Regions from separate parts of the Mus musculus genome. Here regions 1 and 2 are each linked to region 3. A link is a loop called in an ENCODE intact Hi-C map of the cell type or tissue named here. Cell type or tissue: heart. All regions are shown on one strand. Links, peaks and the distances in the headings refer to the core of each region. The heading gives the core; the rest is flanking DNA. Region 1 holds the start of Dancr (differentiation antagonizing non-protein coding RNA). Region 2 has its middle 14 kb from the start of Gm32002. Region 3 holds the start of Rasl11b (RAS-like, family 11, member B).

Region 1 (10,162 bases), core at 3,522-8,521, 100 kb before region 3:
AGTTGGAAGAACTTCTTGAGGCTGTTGCGGGGAAATTAGAAGGGACAATAGCAATAAATATAGTATTTTACTATATACATGTATGAAACTCAAAACTAAAGGAAAAAATTAAAGACAACTGAGATCTTCAAATTCAGGGAGTTTTGCAAAAACTGGAGTGAAGATGAGGTGGGTACCAGATGAAACAGAATTGGCAAAAATATTGATATTTGCTGAGGCTTGTTATATTCTCTTACTTAGAGGGATGCATGGCGTTTTCAAAGATTAGAAGCTGTTTTAGTTATACTACTGCATAACCCCACTCTCCATCCACATCAGGCTAATGAGGTCAGGAGAGCCAAGGAGGAATGGAAGTCATTGCTTAGGATTAGCGATTCCCTTTCAGGGACTTGGTATAAACCTCCTTCAGACAGTTGTTGTTATTTTCCTTTTTCCTAGGATCCATGTCTTATTTTCTTTTTTTTATTATTATTATTATTTTTTATTAGGTATTTTCTTCATTTACATTTCCAATGCTATCCCAAAAGTCCCCCATACCCCCCCCCCACTCCCCTACCTACCCACTCCCACTTCTTGGCCCTGGCGTTCCCCTGTACTGAGGCAGATAAAGTTTGCAAGACCAATGGGCCTCTCTTTCCACTAATGACCGACTAGGCCATCTTCTGATACATATGCAGCTAGAGACACGAGCTCCGGGGGTACTGGTTAATTCATATTGTTGTTCCATCTATAGGGTTGCAGATCCCTTTAGCTCCTTGGGTACTTTTTCTAGCTCCTCCATTGGGGGCCCTGTGATCCATCCAATAGCTGACTGTGAGCATCCACTTCTGTGTTTTGCTAGGCCCCGGCATAGCCTCACAAGAGACAGCTATATCAGGGTCCTTTCAGCAAAATCTTGCTAGTGTATGCAATGGTGTCCCGGCATATATCCAGAAGATGTTCCAACCAGTAACAAGGACACATGCTCCACTATGTTCATAGCAGCCTTATTTATAATAGCCAGAAGCTGGAAAGAACCCAGATGCCCCTCAACAGAGGAATGGACACAGATAATGTGGTACATTTACACAATGGAGTACTACTCAGTTATTAAAAAGAATGAATTTATGAAATTCCTAGGCAAATGGATGATCTGGAGGGCATCATCCTGACTGAGGTAACCCAATCACAAAAGAACTCACATGATATATACTCACTGTTAAGTGGATATTAGCTCAGAAACTTATAATACCCAAGATATAAGATACGATTTGCAAAACACATGAAACTCAAGAAGAACAAAGACCAAAGTGTGGACACTTTGCCCCTTCTTAGAATTGGGAACAAAACACCCATGGAAGGAGTTACAGAGACACAGTTTGGAGCTGAGACGAAAGGATGGACCATCTAGAGACTGCCATACCCAGGGATCCATCTCATAATCAGCCCCCAAATGCTGACACCATTGCATACACTAGCAAGAATTTTCATATCTTGTTTTCTTAAAGATCCTGTCTTAGTTACTTTTCTATGGCTGCAACAAGACACCATGGCCAATGCAACTTATAAAAGAAAGCATTTAATTTGGAAGCTCACGGTTCAGCCGTCATGGAAGGCAGCTTGCCGGTAAGTACACATGCATGACACTGGAGAAATAACTGAAAGCTAGTGTTGAGACAACAAGCACAAGGCAAAGAAACAGTCCAGGGGAATTTTGTGGGCTTCTGGGACCTCAAAACCACAAAGCCCTCAGTGACACACCTCCTCCAACAAGGCCACACCTCCTAATCCTTCCCAAACAGTTCTACCAACTGGTGATCAAGCATTCAAACAAGGGTCTATGGCAGCCATTCTCATTCAACCCACTACAGCCCCCTAAAAGAACCACCTATAATCAGATTTGGTGCCCTCTTCTGGCCTGCTATATACTAAATAAATAAATAAATAAATAAACCTAAAAATCAAAACAAGAACAAAACCAAAGTGGTATCAGAGTCAGTATTTCAGGTTCCTCACAGTTGCGCTGGAGAGAAAGGCCTAGTTAGCAAGCACACGCTTTTATAGCCAAGCCTGGTGAGCCGACTTAGGTCCCTGAACCCCAAAGTGGAAGAGGAGAGCCAACTCCCCAGAGTTGCCCTGTCTGACACCCACAAGTCCACTGTAGCTCTCCCCCTTCCCAATAAAATCAATTTCCCTTATCTAACTAATCAGACTGCATTTGTAAATATAGAGGTCAATGCTAAAAGACATGTACAATAGATTAGTTATTAGAGGCCCTCTGGCTTTCATCACCTATAAAGCTAACTTGGCTCAGAGCAGGGAGGTTAATAAACACCACACAGAATTCTCCTGGCCAGCATTCTTTCAAAGCCCAGCTTTACCTCCGAGCTTAGGCCCTTTTGTAGTAATTCTAAAAGTGGTATTCGCAAATTTATGTTTTAAAAGTATTAGAGACCGGACAGATGTTTGTTTGGCATTTCCTATGTAATGCTAAGTTCTGCTAGAGTCAAAATTTAGGGACACTTAGGAATTTTTTTAAATAGTGTTTTTATAAGTGTCCAAACTATGTTCAGTATTTGAGAACCGAGCAACTGGTGTGTTAAAGATGCAGAGTACCAGGCTCCCCCAGAGAGCATTTAAAGTCACTCTCCAGGACTTGAGAAATGGCTCAGCACTTAAGAGTACTGTTTGCTCTTCTAGAAAACCCAAGGTGCCACCCAGCAGCCATCTGGTAATCTGATACCCTCTCTGGCCTCCTGGCCATCAGGCACACTCATGGTACACAGACTGACAAGCAGGCAAAATGCCCCCACATAAAAAATAAAAATAAATCTTTTTTTTTTTTCCTGTTTAACCACTGTCTGGTAATATGGTCTGGAACTCTGTTTGGTTTTTTTTGTTTGTTTGTTTGTTTTGTTTTTGTTTTTGTGTTTTTGTTTTTTTGAGACAGGGTTTCTCTGTATAGCCCTGGCTGTCCTGGAACTCACTCTGTAGACCAGGCTAGCCTTGAACTCAGAAATCTGCCTGCCTCTGCCTCCCAAGTACTGGGATTAAAGGCGTGCGCCACCATGCCCGGCATTGTTTTTGGTTTTTCGAGACAGGGTTTCTCTGTAGTCTTGGCTGTCCTGGAACTCACTTTGTAGACCAGGCTGGCCTCGAACTCAGAAATCCACCTGTCTCTGCCTCCCAAGTGCTGGGATTAAAGGCGTGCGCCACCACCGCCCGGCAGCCTGGAACTCTGGACCTCTAGCAAGTAGACCAGGGGATTCATTTCTTGCACTAAAGTTTAACAGTCAAACCTTCAAGAACATGACATTTCTCTCAAGTTTATGTGAAAAACAAAAATAATAACAGCATAAATAAATAAATAATCAGTCAAACCCTATAAGAGGCAAACTTCTGAGGAATGGTCTGGTCTCTAGAGTTAAAAACTAGAGTGTGGTTGTCTGTGTCTGCCTGTAATCCCTGCAAGCAGGAAGATCAGGGGGTCAAGGCTAGCTGTGGCTACATTCGAGGGATTCAAAGTTACCCAGGACTACAGGATCCAGATAACAGACTACACAAAGTCGGAAGAATGGCTAAACAGATTGCTGTTCCTTATAAGACATGTTGCATGACACAACATGAAAAAAGCTTAAAAGCAAGTTTCAAATGAAGAAAATCTAGTTTTAAAAGAACCAAGTATGACCTGGCAGTGGTGGGGGCACGCCTTTAATCTCAGCACTCAGGAGGCCAAGGCAGAAGGATCTCTGTGAGTTCAAGGACAGCCTGGTCTAAAAAGCAAGTTTCAGGACAGTCAGGATTACACAGAGAAACCCTATCTCAAAATAACAACAACAAAAAAGGTCACATGTGTGATTCCATGCCTACAAAAAATCTAGAAGAGACGGTTTCCAATTTAAAAAAAAAATGTATTATTATTTACTGTTATGTGTGTGTGTTTGTGTGAACTTGTTGTTGTCCAAAGGGGACTGTGGAGCTGGAGCCTGGCGTTGCAGGTAGTGGGTGCGAGGAACCGCAAGAGAAGCAAGTGCTCTTAACTGCTGAGCCATCTCTCCAGCCCCATGGGGCTTCTTTTTCCAATAAGACGCTGACTGCAAAATGATCTGGGAGTAGACAATGGAGATGATTATAAAACCTTGAGGAATATTTAAAAACACCGATTTGTACACTTAAAAGGGTGACCTATAACACTTGGGTTCAATCTCAAAAAGTTATCTAAAAAGTCAAAGCAAGTTGACAAAGCAGGTCATCATTTTTTTTATCTAGACTAAAAGTGGCTGTAAAGAAACACAGGCGAGCATGATGAATAGACTTAGAGTCCTTATTCAAACGAACTCATTGTAAAGTAACATTGTATCAGAATAGTCTTGCTGTGAACTTGGAGCGGCTGTTTATTCTAGCAATCACATTGGCATTGTCCTCAGGCAAGATGGCCTCTTTTCTTTTGAAATAAATACTGAAATATTAAGAGGTGAAACAAACCAAGCTTGAGATTTGCTTTAAAATACCCCCCCTCCCCCAACAGACCAAGACGATAGATGCGCCAGGTCTGGAATGAATGGCTGGCTTTTAGCCGAGAGAAGAACGCAGGCACGTGGCTCTTTGAACATTTTTAGTTTTAATATAAGTTTGGAAATTTAATTTCTTCAAATTAAAAAAATAATTTTATTATTATTATTATTATTATTATTATTATTTTAAAAACCTTGCCAATAAAATCATCTCAGACCGTGGAAATTCTCATTAAAATAAGTTAAGCACATATCCAGGCCTGGTGGTGAAAATTTGTCGTCCCTTCTACTCAGGAAGCTGAGGCAGAAGGACGGAAAGTTCCAGTCTTGTCTGGGAAATTTAGTGAGACCTAGTTTCAAAGTAATAAAAGGGTTTGGGATCTGAGACGCCAGGCTCTACTTTTAACCCAGGACCACTAAAAACAAGACAAAGGTATAGCCTAGGTGGAGAGTGGCATGCATGCCAGCAATCCTAGCACGTAGCACTGAGGATAACAAGTTTGATGAATACCCTGAACTAGCTACACAGTAAGTTAGAAAGCAGTGTGGGCACCTAAGAGAGACTCTGACTCAAAATTAATGGTACGGGCTGAGGAGGTAGCTCTGTGGTAGAGCTCTGTTGAGAACTAACTGCCTCACATCTCCAGCAACATTTCTCCTTGATATTACTCTCCAGGAACACAGAAAAAGGCAGCTCCTCTCAGGGTTAAGGAGGGGCCCTGGGAGTGAACTAGCTGAACAAGAAGGGATCTAAGTCGGAACACACCTAGCACCGGCATAGCTTCAGGAAAGGAAGGTTTCCACTGAGCACAGCCTCAACGCTTCCAACACCGCAGTGGGTGGAGAACCTGCTGCTGGAAGTCAACGGCCCCACCCTACCGGGTCCGAAACGTCCCGACGATTGGCTTCCCATACCAGCCACGCCTACAATCCTTCTGACGATTGGCTGCTCTCCTTTTCCTGTTCTGCCCCCTCCAAGCGGCCCTCTGATTGGTTGCAGGTCTCGGGGGGGGGGGGCAGCTCCGCCCCTCTCCCGGATGGCTGTATTAACGCAGCGCGCAGCGGCTCGGTCTTTCGGTCCCGGCCTTGGTGGTGAGTGTCCTCGTGGGAGGGTGTCAGGATGTCCCCGTGTCCCCTCGAGCTTTGCCCGCCCCGAGCTCAGCTGCTCCCGGCGGCCAGAACGGAGGGGTAGAGCAGTTCTCAGCGGCCCGCGGGGCGGGCGGCAGTGTCCAGCCCGGGGCTGCGCGAGACACAAAGTCCTCTGTGCCGTCCGACCCGGGCACCCTGACCACCGCCCTTTCCCTCTGCAGGCCGATCCACCCGAGCCGGTCCCCACTGCCCAGCCGTGCTGCTGCCTCGGACACAAGCGCAGGTACGTCCCGGCATTGATCGGAGGCAGGCCCTGGCCACGTGGCCGAGAAGACGGAGGTTCCAGGCCTGTCTTTGTTGAGCTGCGCCGGGCCTCCCCAGTCGCCCTTTCCTGTGCCCTTTTAAGGTTGTCGCAGTACTTTAAGAGGCTAACACAGAAGGGTAAAGGAACTCTCCATAAAACCCAGAGAGGAAAACTACACCTCCTCTTTGGATCCTGTCTGGAGTCACAAATGAACCAAAAGCTTCATTTAAAACTTGAATGTGCGCATTTTAGGTTCTGGCGATTGCTAGGTAGTGATATAGGATTTTAAAGAAAAGAAAACGTAGCCTACCTGGTTTAATTTGGTTGGAGGAGAAAGTTCAGAAGACAAGAATACATTTGCTTTTCTAGAAGTGAGATTTTAGGTCAGCTGGAAAGGATATAGTTGAGTATGTTCCACTTATGTGAAACATTTTTATTCTTTCATAGGTTGAAAACTACAAGAAACCCGTGACTGAATGGCTCCAAGGTGAAGTACTCTTGCATGTAGTGACCAGGTTTGCCTGTATTCCACTTTAGGATTAGTATCGAAGCTGAAATAGGTGAAGTGAGGGCCATGTGAGTTTCCTTGAATGGCCTTGTAACTGATTACCCTGAAGGTAGTTTGCTAAAGATTTTAATCAATGTACTAGGATCCTGCCCCACCCCTTCTTCATGTCCCACTGCCCTAGAATCAGATCTGCATGGCTATGACATGCTCGCCGTTTTAAAGATGCAAAGATTTCATGCTAGATCATTAGAATGTATCTGGACTTCGTTAGGACAAGTTCTTTGCTAGTAACCAGTCACGTGCTAGCAATTGAGGTGTGTTAACCTGTATATTGTTGCCTATGAGTAATTTTCCATAATCTTTAATAAAGGCTTCCTGTGTCAATTCTATGGCTTGTTCACTTGTTCTTATTACTGGGGAGGGGGGGGGGGGTCAGAACCACTTGGAGCAATTTGTCCTAACACCATGTGCGTGCGTCCCTAGGATCAAACTCAGGCTGTCAGGCCTGGTGCCAGCCACTGCTAGCTGTAAGGTTATTTCTTAGCATTGTTTTTCAATTGTTTTCCAAGCTTCTGTTTGGTGCCTATTGAACCCACGATTTATATTCATCTAGGCCTTGTGTGTGTGATGCTAGGGATATAACTTGTCCTTAGGCTGCATGGCGCCTTTACCTGGGCCTTTTAATTTTCAGAAGTGGTTTCATTTTAAAAGAAGCCACCTTCAAGGATACAAAGTTGTGTGAGTATGCAGGGAGACAATGGAAACTGTTACAATTGAGTCTGAAATATCAATTGTTTCTATTTACACAATAGCCTTAAAGTTCTCTGACCAAAGTAGACAAAACTGCAGCACAGTTCGGCTATAATCATATTGGCTACATTGTACTGAGTACTGAGAGTACTCAGTAGCCACATGTGGCCAGGGACAGCGCAGTACAGGTTTCTGTTACTATAAGGTTGCTGGTAGCTATTATAAGCTACTCTGTAAACATCTTGGTCTTTTTTAAGTGAGCAGCCTGTAGATGTGCCTCCATGATGACAAAATCTTAAGCGGGGTATGGGCAGAGGAAGCTGGAGGATGGGACATTACCATCACACCCTGCTTTTAATTGGGCCAGTGGAACATCAGTAAGATGAGCAGGAGTCTAAAACTACCTGCTAACACCTGCACTAGCCCGAAAAAGGACACAGGCTACATTTAATCGAAATGTATAATTTAGAAAAATTCAAAATAGACTGGAGAGCTGGCTCGCCACTTAGGGACCACTTGCTATTGCAGAGGGCCTGGGTTTGGTTCCCAGCACTCACGGAGGCTCACAACCTCTAGGGAGTGTGACACCAGGAAAGCTTGGAGTGCCCATGCATACATGTAATCAAACACGGAAAGTCTTAAAAATGCCAAAGCTACCTCGTGTATGCTTTTAGGTTGCAATTTCAGTGCTTAGGTTGCAGTTTTACAACACAAGACAGGAAAGGAAATAGGTATATGCTAGGTTTTGAGTGTGTATGTATTCAAAATTAAGTCCATTTGAAGTTGGAATATTACAAATGAAGTTGTAATTTGCAGGGGTAGAGGGCATAAAGGGGAGTAGTAGTTTTAAACTCACTGGTCCTCATAGTCCTTAGATCCATGCACCCATGAAGCCAATGTAAGATGTTCAATATGTATTACATGTTGACATTTCCCTGAGAACAATGGCCCTGAATGTATGCCCAAGTTACAGGTTCTTCAATTTGCTTTGGCCTCCGCAAAAATCATCAATGAGAGACAGTTTTTCCAGAAGTGAGTTTAACTTTGCAGCTACTTTCACCTGTTGGTGTGCCTCTGATTTTATATAAATGCTGTCGCTGACTGCATTGATAAGGGCTCTGGAGGTGTAACAAAGTCATCAGGCACTACCAGTGCTTCTCAGCCTTCCTAATACAGTTGGGACCTCTTTAATAAGTTCCTGATGTTGGGACCCCCTAGCCATAATTCATTGCTACTTCATAACCAAGTTTGTTACTGTTACAATTACAATGTAAATATCTGATATGCAGGATATGATCTGTGACCCCAAGGGGATCTGGACCCACAGATTGAAACACTGTTAGATGAACCAAGTTACAGCCAGTACTACTATGGCTGATTTCTGAAGCTGCTCATGAAGGATTAGAGCAGACAACCTGTGGGAAGTTGCAGGCTTAGGGCCCATACATACCACCTCAGCCTTCATTTTCCCTTCTGCTAAAGGATATCTACATTTCCCTAGTTGTGCAGTGAAGAGGGTAGTTGAAATGCCACAAGGCAGACAGCACCACAAACCACACAGAATCTAATAAGTGTCCTAAAAACTGACCTTGGGCCATACATTTAATATGAGCTAGCAAGTGTGAGCCAGATGTGCTTGCACACACCTTTATTCACAATACTAAGGCATCTGTGAGTTCAAGGACAGCCAAGGTAAATGCAAAACATGCACAAGCACTTAAGAATGAACTAGTTTCAAGTTAACAGTATTTCGGTTGGAACTCACTGGGAACCTCAAATACCAGAGATTGATAGAGTTAGTTTTAAAATAAAGTGCATGCTGATGTCTGTCTCCTGTCTTTTTTTGTTTGTTTTTTTGTTTGTTTTTGTTTTTATTTTTTGTTTTTCGAGACAAGGTTTCTCTGTGTAGCCCTGGCTGTCCTGGAACTCTGTAGACCAGGCTGGCCCCGAACTCAGAAATCTGCCTGCCTCTGCCTCCCGAGTGCTGGGATCAAAGGCGTGCGCCACCACTGCCCCGCTTTGATGTCTTCTGTCTTATGCATGACTGGATATCTATAATTCTAGTTCCCTGAACTAGATATACTACAAATACTGTGTATTTTTGGAATTCAGTGTAACACACTGAAAGCAATATTTTGTAAGCTTTAAATGTTTTACTTAGTTCTCAGGTCAAAGTCTGTCAGTTACTTTTGGTGTGTGTGGAGGTGTGTTTTTCCTGCAGGTAAGTACTTCGTGCTTGCCTGAGGGCACTAGGTCTCCTGGAACAGAACAGTTGTAAGTAGCCTTGTGGGTGCTATAACCAAAGCAAGCGTCCCCTTTGAGAGCAGCAAACATTTAACCATCAACCTATTTCCAGGCCCCATTTCATTTTTGTTTGCTTTTGTCTGCTTTGGGGACAGATCTCCTGTCACCCTGGTGAGCCTAGAACTCTAGCTAGGGTGACCTTGAACTGCCTCACAACCTCCCAGTTTTAAGGTGGCGCTTGGGATCGAACCTAGGACTTGCATGCTAGGCACTCTGTCAGCTGAGCTCTGCCTAGCTCTCCTGCATGCGTCTCAATCCATCCATACAGTAATAACCTCTGAAGAATGACTAATGCTCCATTGTATGCTTATGCAACAGATGAATATTGTTTGAAATCATGCTCATCTGTTGATGGACATTTGGACTGGCTCCTTTTGGCTATTGTGAATGTTAAACCTCTGCCGTGATGTGCAAGTATCTGTCTGCATCTTTTCAGTATTTACTGAGAATTAACTTGCCTTATACAGGATTTCTGCTTTTAATCTCCGAGGAGCCGTCCTGCGTTACCACGGCTAGCCCACCACCTCACTAGGAGAGCTTAAACACTTCGAGACACTTCTCACTCTTAGGAACCACCCCACTCAAGGTTTATGGTATTAAGTATAAGGTTCTTAAAGATAATTTGGAATTACTTGCTAAGTGAAGGAATTTGAAGGGCTCCCATTACCTTTGGGGTGGGGGGTGGGGATAAGGACTTTGGTAAGTGTTTGCACA
Region 2 (10,162 bases), core at 3,182-8,181, 47 kb before region 3:
TTTACGCTGAGTGATGTTGTAAGAAATAGCATTATGAGACAGCAATGTCTAAGGGCTTCACAGTAACCTCCAGTTATGACATCATCTTACCTCGACAATTACAAAACTTACCCCTTCATTCCATAGGCTCACAGGTCATTATTTTGTCTATTTGCATACATGTTCATCGGACAACTGATATCTTCAGCCATATTTGTGGAGCCACGACAGACTGTCACAGCCTGGGTGGCTTAGAAATGCTACAGGTTTATATGGTACGTGGTTTCTGAGGCTGAAAAGTCCAGGTGTGAGAGTATGCTTGAGTGTGTGTGCACACATATATGTTTATGTCTGTGTTCACGTCTGTGAGTATGTGTGTTATTAATAGACTGAGACCTTATCTCAGCTTTCATTTTTCAAAATTCATTTGATAAAAAAATTTAATTCATGAGCCAGGTGTGGTGGTGCTCACCTTTAATGCCAGCACCTGGGAGGCAGAAGCAGTCAGAGCTCTGTGAGTTTGAGGCCACCCTGGTCTACAGAGATAATTCTAGGACAGCCAAGGCTACACAGAAAAACCCTGTCTTAAACAACAACAACAACATCAACATCAATAACAACAACACAATTAATTCATGACTTAATTCTGAAGAGAAGCTGGATTTTTGTCTCTTTGTTGGTGTAGGTCTGTGACCCCAGCTACCCTGGCGGCTGAGGGAGGACCAGTACTTTCCAGGTCTGCCTGGGCAGCTTAGTGAGACTGCTTTACAATTAAAAATTGAAGACAGGCTGATGGTGTGATTTATCATGGAGTACTTGGTAAAAACAACAAACAACAACAACAAAATCACGTAGTTGTTTGTTTTGTTTTTTGAACCAGGGTCTCATTACATTTGCCAGGCTGGTCTCAAACCCACCACTCTCCCATCTCAGCTTCTCTAGCCCCTGGGGTTACAGGCTCTGACACTATTCCCAACTCAGATAGATGTTATGTGTGGCTAGCCTTATCCCTGTGGTTCCCAGCTAGCCACAGTTCCCTTCACCACACAGAGATCCTCCCAGGCAGCTGTGAAGTGCTCTGGCTTTAGGCCTCCAGATACCTCCTGGGGAAGCCTCCTACCACCTGGTCACAAGTCCCAGTAGTACTGGGGGCTCTCTGGAGAGGACCCTGGAGTCCTCTGCGGTCACTTCTCTCCAGAGTGTGTGGCACAGGGAGACTCACCAAGTCAGTCACCTTTCTCCTTTCTAGCCTTTGCTTTGCCTAAGTTAGACCATTGCTCTCCTTTCTCCTGCTCCAAGAAGCTTTGGTGTTCAAAATGGGCGTGAATGGCAGGGTAGCAGGGGGAAAGTAGAAATCACAGGCTTCCAAGAACGAAAAGCACCAAGGTTCAGAGTTGGACAAGCTGAAGTACCCTTCCAACAGGAGCCTGAGACCACAGAGAAACAGCGACCAGGGCATATACCAGATCACCTTACCCTCTCCCTGTACAAATCGTGACTAGATTAATTCTTAACTACTATTTCTTTTATATACTTTTTCTTTGAATCTGTTTAATGCTTAATTCAGCAGTGAGCCTAGCTTCTATCTAGTTTACACTTGGGCCAGGCACCTCCCTTTTTTGCTTGGGTCACTGATTCCTTATCTATGCCTAGCTGGGTTTCTTCTCTTTCCCATACAGGGGACTTGCTGTAGTGTGGGGGCTGGGCAGTACAATTGGAAGGGGCTGATAGCCTACTGGTTTTTCTTTAACTGGGTGACACTTTTTATCTTTATCTTAGGCCAGGCTCAAAATTTGCTCAGCTCAGGGCTTGGGGAGCAGCACGGCTGTGGAGCACTCGCTTGGCGTGCACAAACAAGCAAGGTTGGGTAATTGTAGCGATGGTCAATGGCCAAGGGGCTTTGCTTCCAGGGCCCTGTGGCTAGCAGAACTTTCTTTATGGAAAATTGGAAAAATGTTGGTGTAGAACCCTGCAGACCCTCAGATATACGTCCAATCTTCTCCATTACTTATAATAGCTCATACAACTGGCTAGGCAGGAGGAGTCCAGGAATTCTGGGAATCTGCTGGTCTCTGAGGGATCTCTGTCCCAGGGTTATAGACCCCCATCCCAGGTTATAGACCCTTGTCCTGGCCACCATGGAAACCCCTGTGTTCTGGAATCTGAACTCAGGCCTTCGTGTACACACAGCAAGGGTTTCAGCCCCAGCCATCTCCCCAGCCCTTAGTGTGAGTTCTTGGTAAGCATGCAGCTACTCTGCTCATCGGTCTAGTTCCCTGCTGACTTGGTACAAATGAATTTTTACTTTGTAAGCTACAGTTCTATTTGGTTTTTATCTCACAGGCAGCTGAATCTTGTCCTAAAGAAATATTGCCAAATATGCAAATATGTCTTGTTCATGTACCTAAAAGTTACATTTTGTTTGTTATGCACACTCTTTGACCGTTTGACACTCAAAGAATGTGGCATCGTAGTTGCAGACTGAGTCATCGGATAAGTGCTTAAGAGGAGAGCTGTGATGTTAATGAGAGAAAGAGTCCATTGCTCCAGGAGAAACCGGATACTGTTCAGGTATTTTCTACCCACCGGTATTATCTACTTTTCTACTGCTGTGATAAAACACCATGACCAAGGCATCTTCTAAGATCTTAATTGGGGTTACAGTTCCAGAGAGTCTGCGAGGGTGCAGTGGAGGCTTGGCAGCAACTGGTAAGAGAAGCAACTGAGACTTCTCTGTCTGTCTGTGTGGTAGCAGCCAGAAATGGACACATCTCAGAAATGCCCAAAGCTATGGACACATCACAGAACTACCCAAAGCTGCAAGGAGAGCCACCATGTCCACACAATTTGTCCACACAAATGACGCAGATGACATGTGTGTTTCAATACCATGTTAACTGAACAACATCCCTTTAGTGAAGTGCCCTTTATAGTATAATTCCATGTATTAGTTATAATCCAAAGGTTAGCTCTGTTTCTTCTTCTTCTTCTTCTTCTTCTTCTTCTTCTTCTTCTTCTTCTTCTTCTTCTTCTTCTTCTTCTTCTTCTTCTTCTGTTTGTTTGAGGCAGGTCCTCACTATGTAACCCAGTCTGGCCTTGAACTTGGTACTTTCTAGTCTCTGCATACCAAGTATTGAGATTACAGGCATGTGCCTCTATACTCAGCTCAAAATGTATATGTTAATGACTTTCATTATATGATATGGCATAAGCATATAAATGTAATAAGCTAAAACTCACATTTCTCCATTTCTGAGCCTGACGTTACAACTTGGACATAGTTGCCTAATCATGGCCAAGCTAGCCAGCCTCCAGATGGGGACACTTGGTTGAATATATAGCCAATAGACTATGAGCAAAACAAGCATGCCACTTCTAAAATAAGGACATGCACACCTTTGTGTTCTCCTGGGACCCTGGTTAGTGGGGAAACTGTATGGCAGCATTGGCTGTGGAGACTATGGCTTGGAAGGGACACAAGTCTCGCAGAGACAATGGGGAAGGCATAGCCACTGGCTGTGTAACACTATTACGTCAGCAGCTGCACAAGTGAGATATGAACCCTGTTGTCCCATGTCATAGAAATTGGGATGTCACAGCATCTAGTGTTACTGTCTTTGTTTGGGTTTCCATTGCTGGGCACAGACACCATGACCAAGGCAACTCTTATAAAGGACGACCTTTAATTTGGCCTGGCTTACAGTTTCAGAGGTTAGTCCATTATCATCATGGAGATAAGCCTGGTAGCATCCAGGCAGACATGGTGCCAGAGAAGGATCTGGGAGTTCTACATCTTGATCTGAAGGCAGCAGGAGGAGACTGTCTACCACACTGGTCACAGTTTATGCATAGGAGACCTTGAAGCCTGCCCCCACAGTGACACACTTCCTCCAACAAGGCCACACCTCCTAACAGTGCCACTCCGTATGGGCCAAGCATTCAAACACATGAGACTATGGGAGCCATTCCTATTCAAACCATCACTGTTACCCCACCTAGCACCAGTGACATGCACTTTGCTTTCCTTTTGATAGCCGTGTGATTTAGTTAAATGATATAATAACATCTGTAAGGGTCAGCAGCAAAGGAGCTTCTTTACTGAGTTAGAATTCCTCAAACCTCCAAGACCTACAGAAGCGTGCAGAGCTCCACAGAGGAGAGGCCAAAGGCTGGTCAACTGACAAACTACCTCAGAACATTTCCATTTACACCAGAATGAGAGCAGTGTGGAAAGTCACCTGGACACACCTACATTATTACTGTGCTAGAGAAAAATTTGGGGATCAGCTGCGAAGAAGTTTGCTTTGCTTGAATGGAGTAGCATTTTATACACAATAGTTATGTATAAGCCTGGGATGTCAAGTTGCTAAATACTCCTAAGGGCATAAAGAGGTTGAATAAAAGACCAGCCCACCCATTCATCATGATACCTCATAAAAATAAAGGAAGCTGAATTGAATGGTGTGTGACCAATCAGAAATCACACAGGTTGTTAGGAAAGCTGATTGGTTCTCTGGGCTTAATTTCCAGTGAGCCATGGCGATGCACTGAATCCACCAACTCAAAATGAGTTAGAGCAGCTCAAACCAGAGGTATCGAGAGGCAAGCTGAATGCACCCTGAGGCTTGGTAAGAACCCAGAAGTGTATACATCAGCTCTGGGGAAGGACTTAGGAGGCTGTACAGAGGTATCCACCTGTGACATCAACAGTTAGGAAACCAAGGCAGAAGAATCATGAATCTAAGGCCAACCTGAGCTACATAGCAAGTTCTAAGGCAGCTATAGAATGAGACCATTTCTTTAAAAAGGAAAAGAAAAGAAAAAAAAAAAACAAACAAACAAGAATACTGGGATGGGGGCTTGTAATTACTTGCAAAATCAAAATAGCATAATTGCTTGGCAATGAGCTAACTGTGATATGGCAGACACTCCTGGCTTCTCGTGGCTCATGTTCTGAGGTTTTTCATTCAGTGTCAGTATGGTAACTAGACCAGAACTCTGTGCACAAAGGCTTTATTTCAAACAAACCCTTCACACACTGCCTGATTATGTCCACACAAAACCACGTATCATCTTAAGGACTGTATATAATGCCAGATGAAACCAAGGTTTCAGATGTCTCCAAAGGTCTGAGTGCCTGGACTGATGTGTCCAAATATGTAGAAGTAGACGTCAGTTCAGTTGACAAATCTCAGATTAGTCCTGGAATTTTTATTTTTAGACTAGCTATTTTTAGTGCAAAACTCCACCAGTGTTCAGGAATAGATGATGGGGCAACTACTTCAAATTCTTGACCCTGGGAAGGGCCCACGTACGCCGAGAGTTCTTTCGAGAGCTGTGTATCCTTCAGGCATCCGCCGTGCCATTTCTCTTGTCATGTGAAACCTAGTCACTCCTCTCAGCAGTTCTGAGCTATAGCTGCACCAGACAAGCAAAGTCACGTGAAAGCCAGAGAGAAGGTGGCACGGGCTCACGGGCAGCTCAGAGTCCAGTAGGACATCAGACAGCCAGGAGTCATTTGCAGACTCTTACTACACTTGCTGCATGCCAGTATCCACAAGCTATGTGAAGTCCCGTCTTAACAGTGTGTGATACCAGCATCTCTACAGTGGCAGCTTGTGAAGAAGAAATCATACGATGAGACAGAAAGCAAAAGACCTAAGAGGGCCCCTTTTAAGTAACTACTCTTCCTTGCAGGAAAAATTAACGCTGCAAGGTCAGCATTAATCCCTTCCAGGTATGGGGTCTGCGTGACCCCTAGCCTAGGCTCTGCCTGTAGGGGCTCCATCACCACCTATGGGGAATAAAGGTCCCAACCCTTCTCCACATCACTGGTTCTCCAGCTCCTTTCTGCTGGTTGTCATGAAGTCATGGAAAGATGTCAGTGAAGGCAGCAAGCATTGCATCTGCTGGTGCCCTAATCTCGAACTTCCATTGTCGACTATGTGAAAAAACGGCATTATGTGGTTTATGATCGTCTGTGAGGCATTTACCATAGCAACCTGAGGGGACTGAGCCTCATAGACTTAAAACAGCCTCGTCTGTGCCAGTGATGACTGGAGCTATGACTTCATTCGAACCCTGTCTCGGAGTCCAGGAGATTTGTCATCTACCTGACTGCCTCTTAGATGACCTATGTGAGTGTCTGGTAGGCACACCCACTTACTTCTTCGTGATCCCTGTATCCGTGACAGAACACCTGGCAGGAACAATGTAAGGAATGATTTGTTGCGGCATTCCGTGCAGGGGATACAATACATCCTGGAGAAGGCCTGGGATAGCTGGAGGCATAGAGACAGAAGTCAGGGAGCAGGGTCTAGAAGGACCACCAATCTGCATGACCTACTTCCCACTTTCTCCAGCTGGAACCCCCTACCAAAACAAAGGTTCCACGACCTCTCAAAATGGTGCTAACCATCTGGGGGAATCAAGTGTTCAGACTCTTAAGCTGATGGGGAACATGACACAATCAAACCGAAACCTCTCGTTTCAGTTAAACTGTGTCTGGAGTCAAGCGTGGTGGTGGAACACTTTAGTCCCTGCACTAAGGAGGCAGAGGGAGGCAGATCTCTGTGAGTTTGAAGCCAGCTGGGGTTATATCATGGGACCCTGCCTCAGACACACACGCACACTGGAGGCAACTCCTAGACCCCTGATCCACTCACTCCCACACCTGCTTCACAATCACAGAAATCCTATGGAAGCTACTCCAGAACATGTCTGTCTTGAGACTACTTTCACCATCTTCACAGCTCCACCTCAGTTGGGCAGAGCTTCCCCCAAGGAGGCCCCTGGTCTGGCTCTCAGTTCCTACCCTGGTTTCCTGCAGTCTACCACAGCCAGAGGGGGTCTCAGAGAACCTAAGTCAGTCAGTCAGTCAGTGAGTCACATTACTCACCTGCTCAGATTCTCAGGAGCGCTTCACTCCCTACAGTGCTCTGCTCTGTTCTCTCTTTTCCCTCCATGTGTTCGGTTCTCTCCTCTACCTGCAAAGTCCCCCCCCCCCCCCCCAGAGGTTCACCACCCCTCTCCCCTCTCCCTGCACCCTTGCTCCAGCCCCACTGCCCCTGCCCACCTCTGAGGCTCCAGGCTCAGTCCTGCTCACTGCTCTCCGGCTACCTAGTACCCGGCTCTTACCCCTTCATACCGGCACCTCTTCCAATTGTCTGTCTTCAAGTCTGCCCTGTGTGCTTGGGAGTTCTACAGGTGGATATGCTCACAGTCTTTATTCCAGAGGAACTAATATGATTGTGGATATACATCTGTCAAGACATCTATGTTGTTTGCTCTTTTTGTTGTTGTGGTAGTCCTACTCAGGGGAGAGCCTACGGCCTTACATCCTTTCTAGCAAGTTCTGTCTCACTGAGAAACACCTCCAGCCTCTTTTAAATTTGTGATTTGAACAGTCTCGCTAAGTTATTGAAGAGAGCCTCAAACTGTGTCTCCAATAACTGGGCCCACAACCGTGTGCCCCCGTGTCTGGTTGTGGGGCTTAGTCTCCACTGTCAGGTTGAACTATGTGTAGGAGAGTCAGCAAGCACAATGGGGAGTCTGTCTGTGAAGACTCCAGAGCTGATTGACATGTGAGCCGCAACTGAGGGGGCAGGCCTACTTGGAGTGTGGGTGGCACATTCAATAGACCGAGGTCCTGGATATGCCCGAAGTAGTCGTTGAGTTCTACTTGCATTTTGAGCACATTATATTTGGTTCTCTTAAGGAGGGAGCACCTATCTCATTCCACAGCACAGAGTACCCTAGAAGTTGTTTGAAGAACACTGCAAATAAGATCCATTTACACTGTGGCATCGCACTGAGAAGTGACTCTGTGAAGTGGCACATTCCTCGGCAAGACTTATATTAACTTTCTCTTTTAACTCCATGTCTGGAAAATCATCTTCTTTACTTAGGAAACATCACTTTTTTCCCCCAAATCCCTGATTATAAGCCTTTCTGAGAACTGTCAGAAACCTACGTGGCACAAATAAATACCGTGGGGGTTTCTCTCCATATCCAAAATAAGGACAGCGCCATAAAGATCCGTTAACTTACTAAACAAAGAAAGAACAGGACACATCTAACTTTGCCCATGAAACAACTTGGCAGATTCAAAAAGGTTAGCGCTCCTAGATTAATGGTCCCTGAAGCGACTTTTAAAGTGTATAACTCCTCAGGTCCAGATAGAATCTTTGAACACATTCTTGTGGGTTTAAAGGAGCAGTGTTTCTACCCAGAGAGAGTTCAGCGGCTAAGAGCATGTACTATTTTTGTTTGCACTAGGCCGTTGTTGGGTTGCTCACAATCATGTGCAACTCCAGTTTAGGGGAGCCGTCACCTCCTAGCCTCCTCAGACCCCTACACTCATGTGTGTATATGGGCATGTGCATGTGTGTGTGTATGCCCACACACCCACACCCACACACGAAGTTAAACTACAACCTTTAAAAGATAGGCATGTTTTTAAAGATTCAGGTGTGGAGAGCCGTGCCTCGAGCAATCGCATGCGTGCTGTGAGCAATCGCCATTATAAAATGGCGCTGGCTTCCACTGCACCTAACTAGTAAACAAGCCTTATGCGCAAGTGCAAGAGTGAACTCACGCCTAGTCACTGCCCATCTCTCAGCGTAGTAATGGGGTGATGGGCAAACAACAAATCAGGAGCTGTCACGCCACATCAGGTGCTGAAACGTCACGCTGCGGGCTATATAAGCAGCGCCATTTTCCCAGTTCGGGGGTCTTCCCTCCTGATAAGTAAGCAATAAAGCTTTGCCGCAGAAGATTCCGGTTGTCCTGAGTGTGTTCTTGCCGGTGGGGACAAAAGCTCGGGATATTCAGGGAGCATGCACAGCTGGCAGAGGTGATGCACACATGGGAGAGGAGCATGTGGGCTCACACTTTTGCATGCTCACAAAACCACATGCAGGCATACAAGTGATCAGAGTACAAGCAAGTGCTCACTCAGTTGCTCTCGCAGGCCCTGCAGCAACCTGGGTCCCACGCAGACCATGAGGGATCTCTCTGGTCACAGAAGTTAGCTCAGCGCAGAGATGGTGGTGGGGACTGAAGACACAACGCAAGAACCATCCACTCAACTGGTGTAGACCTGAGTTTTATTTCTACCATATATAAGTGATGGAGACATGCGTGCATTGCCTTCCAGGTAACACGATATAGTAGTCTTCATTGCCATCTTGGCAGGACTTACAGTCACGTTGTAGATATATGGGGCGCGGGGGATGGGGGGTGTCTAAAGGTATTTCTAGAGAGGTTTAATGGGGAAAGGAAAACCCATCGTATATCTGAGTGGCAATATCCATGGAGTCCAGGACTAAATTAGAAGAAAAGCTAAGCTCTGGCATACAAATCTCTCTGCTTCCTGACGGCGGGTGTCATGTGACCAGCAGCCTCTTGCTCCCGCCATCTTGCCATCCCGGCCCTGACGGGGCTGTAACCTTGGGCTGAGAGCCAAAGCAAACTCTGCCCTCCTCAACTCCCTCTCACCGGCTATTTCGTCACAGCAGTGTCTGATGTATACAGGGATAGGAGGAGACTAATTAAAGGGGCCAAATTACCAGCAAGGTGTTTATCCACATGAACGACCAATGGCCTCCTTTCGAAATGGTCCCTAGGTATATTTTCTCACCACTCCCAGCTCCCTCAAGACGTGGGCCAGGCTCTCTAGCCCTCAGTCAGCAGTAAATGCCCTTCTCCCATTGTGTCCTGGGAGCTATTGAGCCACACCATCATCTTCTAATCCCACGGGGAACAGAAGACCCACCAGGTGTCCCGGGCAGCCCTTAGTTGGAGCCTACTTTGGATATGGGCTATTTTTACCTCATACCCTACACAGGCGTAACCAAGGCTTGTCTTTGGCCACGTGGCTAAGACATGGAAGCAACACAATCTGAAATCACTCTGCTGCTTTCCCCCAAACTGCAGATTCCTTTAACTGTACCATAATTCAGCAGGAGCCCTCCCGGGCTCAATGCTTAAATATTCTCACTAACTGTGGATTTACCTAAGACCTTTAAAATGGCAGCAAGAACTTGTGATGAAAGTCGACTTTAGGAACCCTTTTCCTTAGGTTTCCTCTTTCTGTGTCGCTTGTCTTTCCTCTTCCCCACCCTCTCTCTTCTTCTCTAGTCCCAACTCTTTCTTTCTTTCTTTCTTTCTTTCTTTCTTTCTT
Region 3 (10,162 bases), core at 2,068-7,067:
TAATCAAACAAAACCACAACTCTTGGCAAAGGCCCCCATACTTTGACACACACCATTTTGGGAGCAACCCTTGGTGATGTGGGGAAAGCGGTGCTCTTCTGGCTGCCATGGACATGTTCCCATGGGAGAAGGGGAGCACAGCAGGGGGCACGTCAGCCTCTCTTCCTCTACACAGCCTGTGCTGGAGTCCTGGGGATTCCCCTGCGCGGAGTCTCTGATCCTTGGTTAGTCCTCCTCACTGGGAGCGAGCCCTTGTCTTATGCCCTGGTTCTTTTAGTTCACAGCCCACAGATATTCACTGGTTTGCTCTGTCTAGGGGTAAATGCCCGTTCCCTAGCCAGCCTCCCCTTCCCCTGCCACATGCTTACACATACATGTACACACATGCATGTGGGCTGGTATCCAACACAGAGCTGTGCAGCTGCTCTCCAGCCCAGCTATTCCTTGACTAGGTCCTATTCCTAGTCTAGGTCTTTAGTCCTACTATGTGCTCCTACAAAACCCACGTTTCTTTTGTCAAGTCGTTTTCTCACACTGTACTGAAGTTGCTTGGCCACATCTCAGCTTTCCATACTGAACGTAGTCACTCACCCGAGTAAGTCCCAGTTCTGACACAGTGCCTGCGGTACTCACAGGTACTCACAGCCCAGATGCTACACTAATATTTATTAAACTTACATTCTGGGATCCTAAGCACTTCCAGACACCAAATTATCTCTGAAAGCTCTCAGATCAAAGATTGACTTTAAAGATCCAAGAGAGTGTTAGAAACTCCAGATGCTGAGGTGAAATCGCAACTTAGCAAAATATTTCGGTCTTTACTCCCCCACATCCCTCCTATTTTTTAATCTCCTATCCTCTTATGTTTACTTAAGAAATAGACATGGGAGAGAGGAGGGGAGGGAGGGAGAGAGTGTGTATACATCACTTCGAAACATCATCAAGCTATTTATATATGCAACATATTTATGTACATACAGGTGCGTGTGGTTATGTGCCAGTGCGCAAGTGAATGAACACACACACACACACACACACACACGTTTGAGCAACCATGTGGAGGTCAGAAGTCTATGTTGAGTGTCTTTCTCAATTATTGCCTATCTCATTTATTTTTAGACATAATTTTCTCACTGAACATAGAGCTGTTTCTGTTAGACTGTTTGGCCAGCAAGCCCCGAGATGGAGTTCCCTGTCTTCATCTCTCCAAGGCCTGGACTGAAGCTGTGTGCCACAGCGCCTGGGTTTGTCTTTTGTTTTCACATGGGATTGAACTCGGGTCTCCTTTCTTACTCACAAAGCATTTAACCAACAGAGCTATCTCCCCAGCCCTCATTTGGTTGGTTTTAAATATCATTGATCACCTGCCAATTTGTGGTTTGTGTTCATCATGGGCCCAGTGATCTTTTTGAGGATGTGTGTGGAACTTTGTTCTCTCATTTTTAAAGAAAAGATGCTCTCAGATTCTTTAGCACAATTTCCATCTAAAGGTAGGACCCATGTGCCTTGCCGAACACTTGGATCTGTGTGAGTTCTGTGTGCTGGGCCATTAGCACATAATAGAGCAAAGCTTTGCTGGATTCCATGTACAAGCCTTAAGAGATGGGGTTCTACTTCCTGTCTTCAGAGTGTCCTCTTAGAAGTCACTGTGTTCTGAAGCAGCTTGAGTTATGCTCAGCTCTTCCCACCTTTCTGATTGAAATGCAGATGTGTGTGAATGAGGAAGCCATACTGGATGGCCAGCCAGAACCGTGAGTTAGGTTAGAACCTAACTCAGCTGTCATCTGACTTCCATCTTTCACCAGGAGAGAGTCCAGGAAAGAACGGTGCCATTGTGTCTGGACAAGGACCGTGAACCAGTTTGGGGTGGTTTATGGAGCAGCAGGGGAATGGCTCCTAGAAGTAATGATAGTGTCTGCCTTATAGTCAGTCATAGAGCAGAGTCAGCCTGCTTCTGGCTTCGGAGTGAAGGGATTACATGATCATTTTCTCCATAACCTTAGATGTAAAAAGTGAAATTTCTTTCCTATAGTCTGGAATAAAATAGATAATCATGTCTCCTGTCCTGATCTGCCCTCTAATTTGGTCTCTTTTTTTTTCTTACAAATTTGGGTTTCCAAGAAGTGATAACTAAGTGTTATCATCTGAGGTTAACCAGATGCAGGTGGGGGCTACTGGGTAGATGGTTTTAAAGTAACACCCGTTCCTTTTCTCATTTCCCCTCCTCCTCCTCCTCCTCCTCCTCCTCCTCCTCCTCCTCCTCCTTCTTTTCTCTCTCTCTCTCTCTCTGCTTCTCTCTCTCCCTTCCTTCCTCCTCCACTTCTCTCTGTGTTTTAAGTACAGCCAGTTCATTTTGACTTAAAGTAAGTATACTCTATTCAGCCTTCATGATGCAGACAGAAAAATCACTGGTCTGGTTAGTCCCATGGTAACGAAAATGAAACACCAGACGCTAAAGTGATTCAAGGCAAAATTCCCTTTGAGAATCTTTATCAGGTCTGTGTGTGCAAAAAGCAGCCGAACAAATGTTGTAGACTACGTAATTATTTCCCATGTAAACACTAGAGAATTGCAGGCTAGAGGGCCGGGGGCTGAAAGGTGCACGGTACCTTAATTATAGCCTTGCTAAGTTTGATTTTATAGACCGGCAAAACTCAAGTTTGATTTAAACCACACAGAAAGACATGATGCAAATTGGCCATGCCCTTTGTCCCAGACTCAGACGTCTGATCTTGCTTCAGTCCAGTGTTTTCCCTAGAAGGCAGACTTTTACTACCGTGACTGCTCAGCCTGTTTGCCACCCCACCCCCTCCATTCTGTTGTTCATCCTGGAAGACTTAACCAGGCAAGTCTACATAATCTTCCTAGTTCCCCTCCGATTTCTTCACCCCTTCAAACTGTTACTAGATACAGGGTTTGTCCCGGTCTGACCAGAGTAGGAGGGTAAATTCTTATTACCTGGTGAATGAAGCCCAGAATGGACTGTGATTAAACAAGAAACGGTGTGTTGAGCCTGGAATCAGCTTCTTTTGCTTTTCTACCTTCAATAAAGGTGTACAAAATGCCACAGGCTTTGCTCTTAGGCACCAAGATAAAAGGCCCTGAGGGTTGTAAGGGCATGCTGGTGGCGATAGATAAAGTAGGTTGCTGAAGTTGGGATCTGGCCAGCAGTTGTCTGTGATTTTCTCTGATGAGGACACGGGGGTACTTGGTATTTTTATGAGTGCTAGACTCCTCATCTTCCTTGGCGACAAGCCACTTTTAACTAACCTTTATGACTAGGCTAACCGTGGGGCCCCTCTGCCTCCCGGTGAGTCCAATCCACAGCTGCACTGACTTCTTGTCTTACCTTTCACAGATCTGGGAGGAGGCGTGACTGGGCTAGCCATGCAAGCTTGTTCTAGTGACTTTTAGCCTGGCTTTGCCTCTCGGGGTGCGGTACTTGCTTTCCACGTTGTGTGCCTTCTCGTGGGCTTGCACTGTTGGCAAGAACTAGAACAAAATAGGTATTTTGCCCCAAAGACAAACGCCACATTTTGGGTCACGGAGGGGTGCCTTTGTTTAGGAATACAAGGATGGGGAAAATGTATAATCCAGGATAATACTTTGAATGTAGCCAAGTCAGTGCAAAGATGTCGAGCGCACGAGCAGAACATAGGGCAGGGCCAAACAGGGCAGTGACCTATGGGGCTCCCAGCAGGTTCCTTGGGGTCAGAGGTGGAGAAGCCAGTGGTCAGAGAGGTTAGGGGACCTGGGACCCAATTCAGAGAATGCCTAGGGACTGACCTACGGAGGCCCAGCGGCGAGGTTGGCAGACAAGGGTGGGTGCTTCTAAACCCACCGCGGATCTGAGATCCCGCGGACACGCCAGGTCTCCTATGAAGGCAAGGACAGATTCCCCCCACGTGGACCTGAGACCCAGCAGACACGGCCAGATCCCCCCACGCGGATCTGAGACCCCGTGACCCCGCAGGCACCGGTGCGGCCGCGTGCTAGCGCAGCGGGAGCCGGCTGGGTCCCGCACGTTGCCACCCTCGCGCCGGCCGCCCTGTTTTCCTCGGATCTCACGGGGCCCCGCACTCGCTCTCGGCTCCTGTGGGGGCGCAGCCTGGTAGTGCAGGCCGTGGGCGGGGCCTCGAGCGGGGCGCTCGGGGATTGGCTGCTGGAATGGAGGCGGGGCCTGGGCCAGAGAAAACCCGCGCCCCGGCGGCTGCCATCCCAGCCGCGATCCGGAACCCCCGAGCCTCTCTTCTCGTCGCGCTCTCCCGTTCTTTCCAGTTTCTGCCCGCGCGCCCTCCGACGGGGTACCCTCCTCTCCTTGCAGCGCGAGCCGTCTCCTGTCCTGACTTTCCTCCCCGCTCCGTGCAGCCGGGCCGTAGCGGCGATGCGCCTCATCCAGAACATGTGTACCATCGCAGAGTACCCCGCCCCAGGCAGCACCGCTGCCGACTGCTGCCTGGGGGCTGCGGGCCGCCGGCTCGTTAAGATCGCCGTGGTAGGGGCCAGCGGCGTGGGCAAGACCGGTGAGTCCATGCGAGGAACCCGCTTGGTGGAGGGGCGGGACGTGGGAGACCCCCGCTCGGACTGGAACTGAGAGACGGTGGGCGTTGCAGTGGGATCCTCTGCCTCTTCATGTCTCTGCTTTAACGAAGAGGGTCACTGGGGCCCAGAGCGTCCCGCCGACTTTCGGGCCAGAGTAGAACTTTGGGGCTTTGGGCTTTTGGCAGGATCTGGGGCGGAATGGGGGAGCTAGTGATTGTAACCCCTCCAGGAGTTCCGTAAGGTTAGGAAGAAGTTTGCCTGCTGGAAGGCTTAGGTGTGGCCCAGCTGGGCTCCGCGGAGGGGCTGGGCCTCAAGACCCTTCCTGCTGGCAGAGCTGTAATTCACTCCTACCTCCTTGTGTCTGGTAGAGGGTCAAGGAGCCCTCGGTGGCCGGCTGTGACTTTCTTTGGAAGAGTTGTTTTCCAGGTGGGGGTGGGGTGGAGAACCGTCTAACTTAGTGGGTTAACAGTCTGTTTTCTTTTCTGAATTGCAGCTTTGGTGGTCCGATTCCTCACTAAACGATTCATCGGGGACTACGAACGAAATGCAGGTGAGGAAACGTACGGAGACCAACCCTGTTGGGATGGCCGCCCTCATTTCTCAGTACCTTTAAGGACACTTCCTTCAGAGTGACAGTGTTTAGCATCAAGATTCTGCTACTTCCAATTCTGCACGCCCCCTCCCCCTCCCCCTTCCCCCTCCCCCCAGCTGCCATCTGGCCTCATTCCATTCTTGGCGCATTCATCATTTTATCAAGTGCCCGAAAGTATTCCCTGTGGTATGTTTTAACTATAGGGACCCCAGTTGGAAGCACCGTTTGTACTCCAAGGCCTTGTCCTTTAAAACATGCCTGCAAAAGTCATAAAAAAAAAAAATACCCAACCAAACAAAAAACCCAGCTGCAAGCTCCTCCCCCACCCTCTCCCTCTGCTGGCTGCCTTTCAGGGGCGACCTTTGAAAGCAAAGGCCAAAGAAGAGTTGTAAGCCTAAAGTTCTTTCCTTAACAAAGACAAATAAGTAGCTGCTATGATTCTAGCAGGGGGAGAGCAAATTGCTTAACTAAGTAGACTGTATGGTTAAATTAGTAGACTTGTATTAAGTACCAGTTGGGGATTTAGTTGAAATGAGCCATATAAGCTGTCCCAAGATAAGACCTGGTGGCCTTCTGCTTTGATATAGAGCTGATCAGAATCATGGCACATATTCATGCTAAGAGGGATGCTAACTGTGCATTTACTAACCGTGTTTGCTTATGAAGCTATTGTGGGCAAAATATAACTGTTCAGAGAATGATAATATAAAATAAAAACAGAAACCCTGCGTATACTGAGCCAGAAACTTTCCTCCGTGGAACTACTCTAAATATGGAAACTCAGTTAAAATTAGACCAGCAAGTTTCTAAAAACCCACAAACTTTGACCTACTTTTGATAAAATTTGATAATCTACTAGCAGGGGCTTAAGACTGCACGTGGCCTTTAAACAAGATCTGAATTAAGTGCATTAACTAGAAGTAAATCACATCTTTCTCTTGTGTGTATCGGTGCAAGTCGTGGTACATTAAAAACAAACAAACAAACAAACAAAAACCCAAACCATAATGTTTCCCGAGGCTGCACATGAAAGAGGAACACACTCTCCTTTCTCTGTCTTCATAGGTAATCTCTACACAAGACAAGTTCACATAGAAGGAGAAACGCTGGCTATTCAGGTCCAGGACACTCCGGGCATCCAGGTGAGACACTGATGCTGACAGGGCCAGAGCAGACACCGGCGGCTGAGGCACTGCTCACTTGTTTAAGTGTAAGGGACACGAGATGTGGGCAGTCAGGTCTAGACGGTACTTGTGGTTTGACAGTTAAATTGTACCTGACCGCAGGTCAGCCTTGGCCCGGTTCAGTTTGGGGAGCTGGGAGAAGAAGGGGAGCCCCTCTTGTAGGAGGGGAATCACCGGAGCAGGGGGAACCAAACCAGCCCTTAGAATTGGCAGTACTTCCTTCCTTTGGTTTTTATTTATGTGCCTTTGGCATCAAAACCCAAATATTCAGGCCCAGTCTCCAACACCCGGAATCACTTTTATGTTGTGGAAAGTTTCTCTGTAGACAAAAGAGCTCTGCTAGGATTTTTTCCCCCCTTCCCCGTCCTGAACTGGGCAGTTATCCAGGTTTAAATGCTTCCAGCTCCTATCTTCCCCAGACTTACTGTCTAGCCAGTTAATTTCCCATTTTGTGCAACTACAAAGTCGCTCTGCGTGGAGTTCTCTGCAGGTCCATTTTCCACTTGAGTGTGGTGAGCTGCCCTGTTATTTATTCCCTCCAAGCAGCTGGATCAACATATTGTTAAGAAAGCCCAAGTGTGTGGGGAATAGAACTTGTTTACAACCCGTAACCCGCCATCCATCGCTATGAAGGGTTCTTTTGAATTGAGGGATGTGCTGTGGCCAGAGCTCAGTGCCGTGCCCACTGCTAGCTGCTCACCTTGCTCTCCCTCTTCTCCTCAGGTGCACGAGAATGGCTTGAGTTGCAGCGAGCAGTTGAATCGCTGCATTCGCTGGGCAGATGCCGTCGTCCTCGTGTTCTCCATCACGGACCACAAGAGCTACGAACTCATTAGCCAGCTCCACCAGCACGTGCAGCAGCTGCACCCGGGCACTCGGCTGCCTGTGGTGTTGGTGGCTAACAAAGCTGACCTCCTACACGTCAAGCAGGTGGACCCTCAGCTTGGCCTGCAACTGGCCAGCATGCTCGGCTGCTCCTTCTATGAAGTATCTGTCAGTGAAAATTACAACGACGTCTACAATGCTTTCCATGTCCTGTGCAAAGAAGTGAGCCCCAAGCAGCAGCCCAGCAGCACCCCCGAGAAACGCAGAACTTCCCTCATCCCCAGACCCAAGTCGCCCAACATGCAAGACCTGAAGAGGAGGTTTAAGCAGGCTCTGTCTGCCAAAGTGAGGACTGTCACGTCGGTCTGAGGCACGACTCCTGGAGGGGGTTTGGTCTTCTGGGCAGAAAGCCCGAGGTTCTTCTTAGATGGGACCATGGCAGGCTGACAGCAGTTATGGTTCCAGAAAGAGCAGTGGCAGAGGGGCCTGAGGGGCCTTTTGGAATTCTGCAACAAAGGAAGTGAGGACAGATGGACGGATGCGGGACTGATCTGCCAAGTCGTTTACGTGGGGATGGGGCATGCTTTTGTTCCTCACTGTCTTCTAAGTGATGGTCAGGTGCACCAAAAACATGGATGTGGATTGGGGTGGGGAGGAGAACAAAGAACATCATGGGCTTTCTCTCTCTCCCAAGGGGAGGGTTTGCTTTTCTCATTGACTCCAACGTGTTCTCTTTACAGGATAACTTTCTGACTTGAAGGATATCTAGGTTTCTTTAAGAACAAGGAGGGACTCTCCCCACCCCATAAAGTTCAAGTTTTAGACCAAAATATTCCGTGTACAGACACCCGTGAGCTGTGGTCTGTAGGAAGGTGCTTGGTCTCCTGACACAAGATGGGCACCGGGGTTGAGTAGCTGTGAAAAACTCAGCTGTGGGTTGCCTAACGTGACGATGTATAGTCGTGTGTGTTGTTGTTGTTGTTGTTTTTCTTCTTTAAACTGTGGCATCAGGTACAGAAAAAAGTGTTAGTTGATGGTGGCGTGGTTTGTGTAAATGACCCATGGCAATGACGTTGGGTTGCTTCCTGGGCCTGGCTGAGTCGTGGCTATGGGTGCTGAGATACTGAGATGCTGTTTTCAAGAGTGACCAGATGCAGGGCTACCTGCCGAATCCCCTACACAGATGCACTTTAAGAAGCCGTTTAAGCTTTGGCTCAAACTGTAATTAATTTATTTTATGTACAATAAATCTCTCATTTGATAAGAACAGACATCTGACTGGGTCTTTATTGAAATGTTTTCCTTCTGCCCTCCAGGACGCAGTTTTTAGAATCCTGTGTTTATTGAGCAAGTTGAGTCAGGGAACAGGCTGACATTATATCTCACAACATGTGATCAGTGAGGTACATTTTATTATCCACATTTTACACAGTACAAAAAAATATCCTTGCAGAACAAACTCACTAACATGAAGTCTACAACCTGCAAACATTGTTGCTTGTAACCTGGCCTTTCTATTCCAGAGTTGTATGTCTCCGTTTCTTCATGGTCTTCTGGGTAGACCTACTGTGTGTGTGCACATCACAGTAGAGCTGCTGTGGGTGTGTCTGCTTCTCCACAGAAGCAGTGCTTCTTCATGCTTGGTGCACTCCGTGAAGCTTTTTGGGGCACGCCGTGTCCGCAGGCTACACTTTAGTCTCATAGTAAGAGCTTACAGCCATTGCAGCTATTCAGGGGCTATTCCCGTGACGCGATTGTCACACACATGTGCCGCAGCTGGCAGGCCTCTCTTCTGCTGCCACTGGAGCCTGCCTGCAAGACATTGCCTGCGAACTCAGTCGAGTCAACATCTCTGTGGGCAGGGCATCGTCCTTTCATCTGGGCAGCACCTTCCAGATTGTTCTTGGTTAGTTCTCCAGATAACCCTGGGAGGTAGGGTGGGGGAGGGCTGACACGATTTCATAAATAAAGCAGGGTCGAGGTTTCAAGGGATGTCCTCAAGTTCTTGAGGATTCAGTATTACTTCTTCATCATGCCTCACCTATAAGATGCATAGGTAAGGCAGCGGGGTGTGCGGGGAGTCTGCGGTGATGGGGGCTGGGCTATTTAAGCTCATTTTCCCAGGGGACCATCTGACTACCCTTGACAGTGACATTCTGGCAGTTATGCTTTGTGACACATAGAACATTTCTTTTTTTTAAAAAACCTCTTCAAAGCTAACCTAACCTCACCCCTGAGAAGGATGTGTGATGGCAGCAGGGTGGGAAATGGTGTCGATGGACGATGAAGACAGTACAAGGGCAGAGACATGTATCTCTCAGCTTGTCTTCCTACTGCGCGGTTGTTAGCAATGCACCATGAGCGAGAGGTCACTTGCTCACTGACTCTCAGCTCACTTCTGTTCTGCACTGGAAGACAAGAGGCTCTGGTGAGGGTAGACTTTCGTAGCACAAGACCGAGAGGAGCTAGATTTCTATTTCCTACTGCCCCCTCCCCCCTCTTCCTCACCACACAACCACAAGCATCTCTGTAGTACTCTGGCCCGCCTCTGCAGCCTGGTGGCTGTGCCCTGGGCCTTCTCATCTTCTGCCCTTGGCACCAATGACTGCCTCTCACCTCCCAACCTCTGTGGAGACTCAGTCTTTCACTTCACCCAGGCAGGTCTTTCAGCTACAGAAGGATGAAGTGGAGAGAAGGCAGAGGGAGTGATCTCTGGGAATCTCAGGCAGGAACCACCCTAGACCTAATCTAGGCCACCGTCTCAAGTGGGATCGACTACTCGTAATTCTAGATCAACTGTGTTCTGAGCATACGCTTGGTATAGTGTTTCACTAATCTCATCTGTCTCAATAGTAGCATCTCTCTACTTCCCCCCCCCCCCAAATTGATGTCTACAAACTCTGGCCTGAGAAGCAATCTCCCCTCCCTCTAGTCAGGGCTAGGTATGAGTCTGATGCAGAGGGGGGAGGAATGAGGGTTTAGTGAGTATTTACAACATACAGGTTGCACATGCCTTCCT

Evidence for each region. Hi-C counts contacts between places; a loop is a spot of excess contacts. Peaks named below come from ENCODE experiments on the same cell type or tissue, not always from the same donor. Only the 100,000 strongest peaks of a DNase experiment are listed, where the experiment ranks them.
Region 1: a loop joins it to region 3, with 8 times the contacts of the local background. A loop is called at or near these places in 14 of 42 quality-filtered maps.
Region 2: it touches region 3 in a loop (3-fold over the local background); 6 of 42 quality-filtered maps call a loop at or near these places.

Annotation. Positions count from the first base shown.
Region 1 is chr5:74,087,555-74,097,716 of GRCm38, forward strand. It overlaps Dancr (differentiation antagonizing non-protein coding RNA), which reads left to right and starts at 5,506. Exons shown (of 1, transcript NR_145133.1): 1 at 5,506-6,783. Snora26 (small nucleolar RNA, H/ACA box 26) reads left to right here and starts at 5,976; the gene lies at 5,976-6,096. In heart, for the core only: no CTCF peak of the experiment used is centred there; a DNase peak (open chromatin) is centred at 5,427; H3K4me3 peaks cover 2,964 bases; H3K27ac peaks cover 2,590 bases.
Region 2 is chr5:74,142,512-74,152,673 of GRCm38, forward strand. No RefSeq gene overlaps it. Among named protein-coding and RNA genes, the nearest start is that of Gm32002, 14 kb to the right of the region's middle. In heart, for the core only: no CTCF peak of the experiment used is centred there; a DNase peak (open chromatin) is centred at 5,370; H3K4me3 peaks cover 299 bases; H3K27ac peaks cover 4,515 bases.
Region 3 is chr5:74,191,068-74,201,229 of GRCm38, forward strand. Rasl11b (RAS-like, family 11, member B) reads left to right here and starts at 4,259. Exons shown (of 4, transcript NM_026878.1): 1 at 4,259-4,523; 2 at 5,036-5,092; 3 at 6,200-6,276; 4 at 7,042-8,410. The coding sequence starts at 4,385. The coding sequence ends at 7,512. In heart, for the core only: CTCF peaks have their summits at 4,087 and 5,489 (motif pointing left); DNase peaks (open chromatin) are centred at 4,154 and 7,064; H3K4me3 peaks cover 3,895 bases; H3K27ac peaks cover 4,498 bases.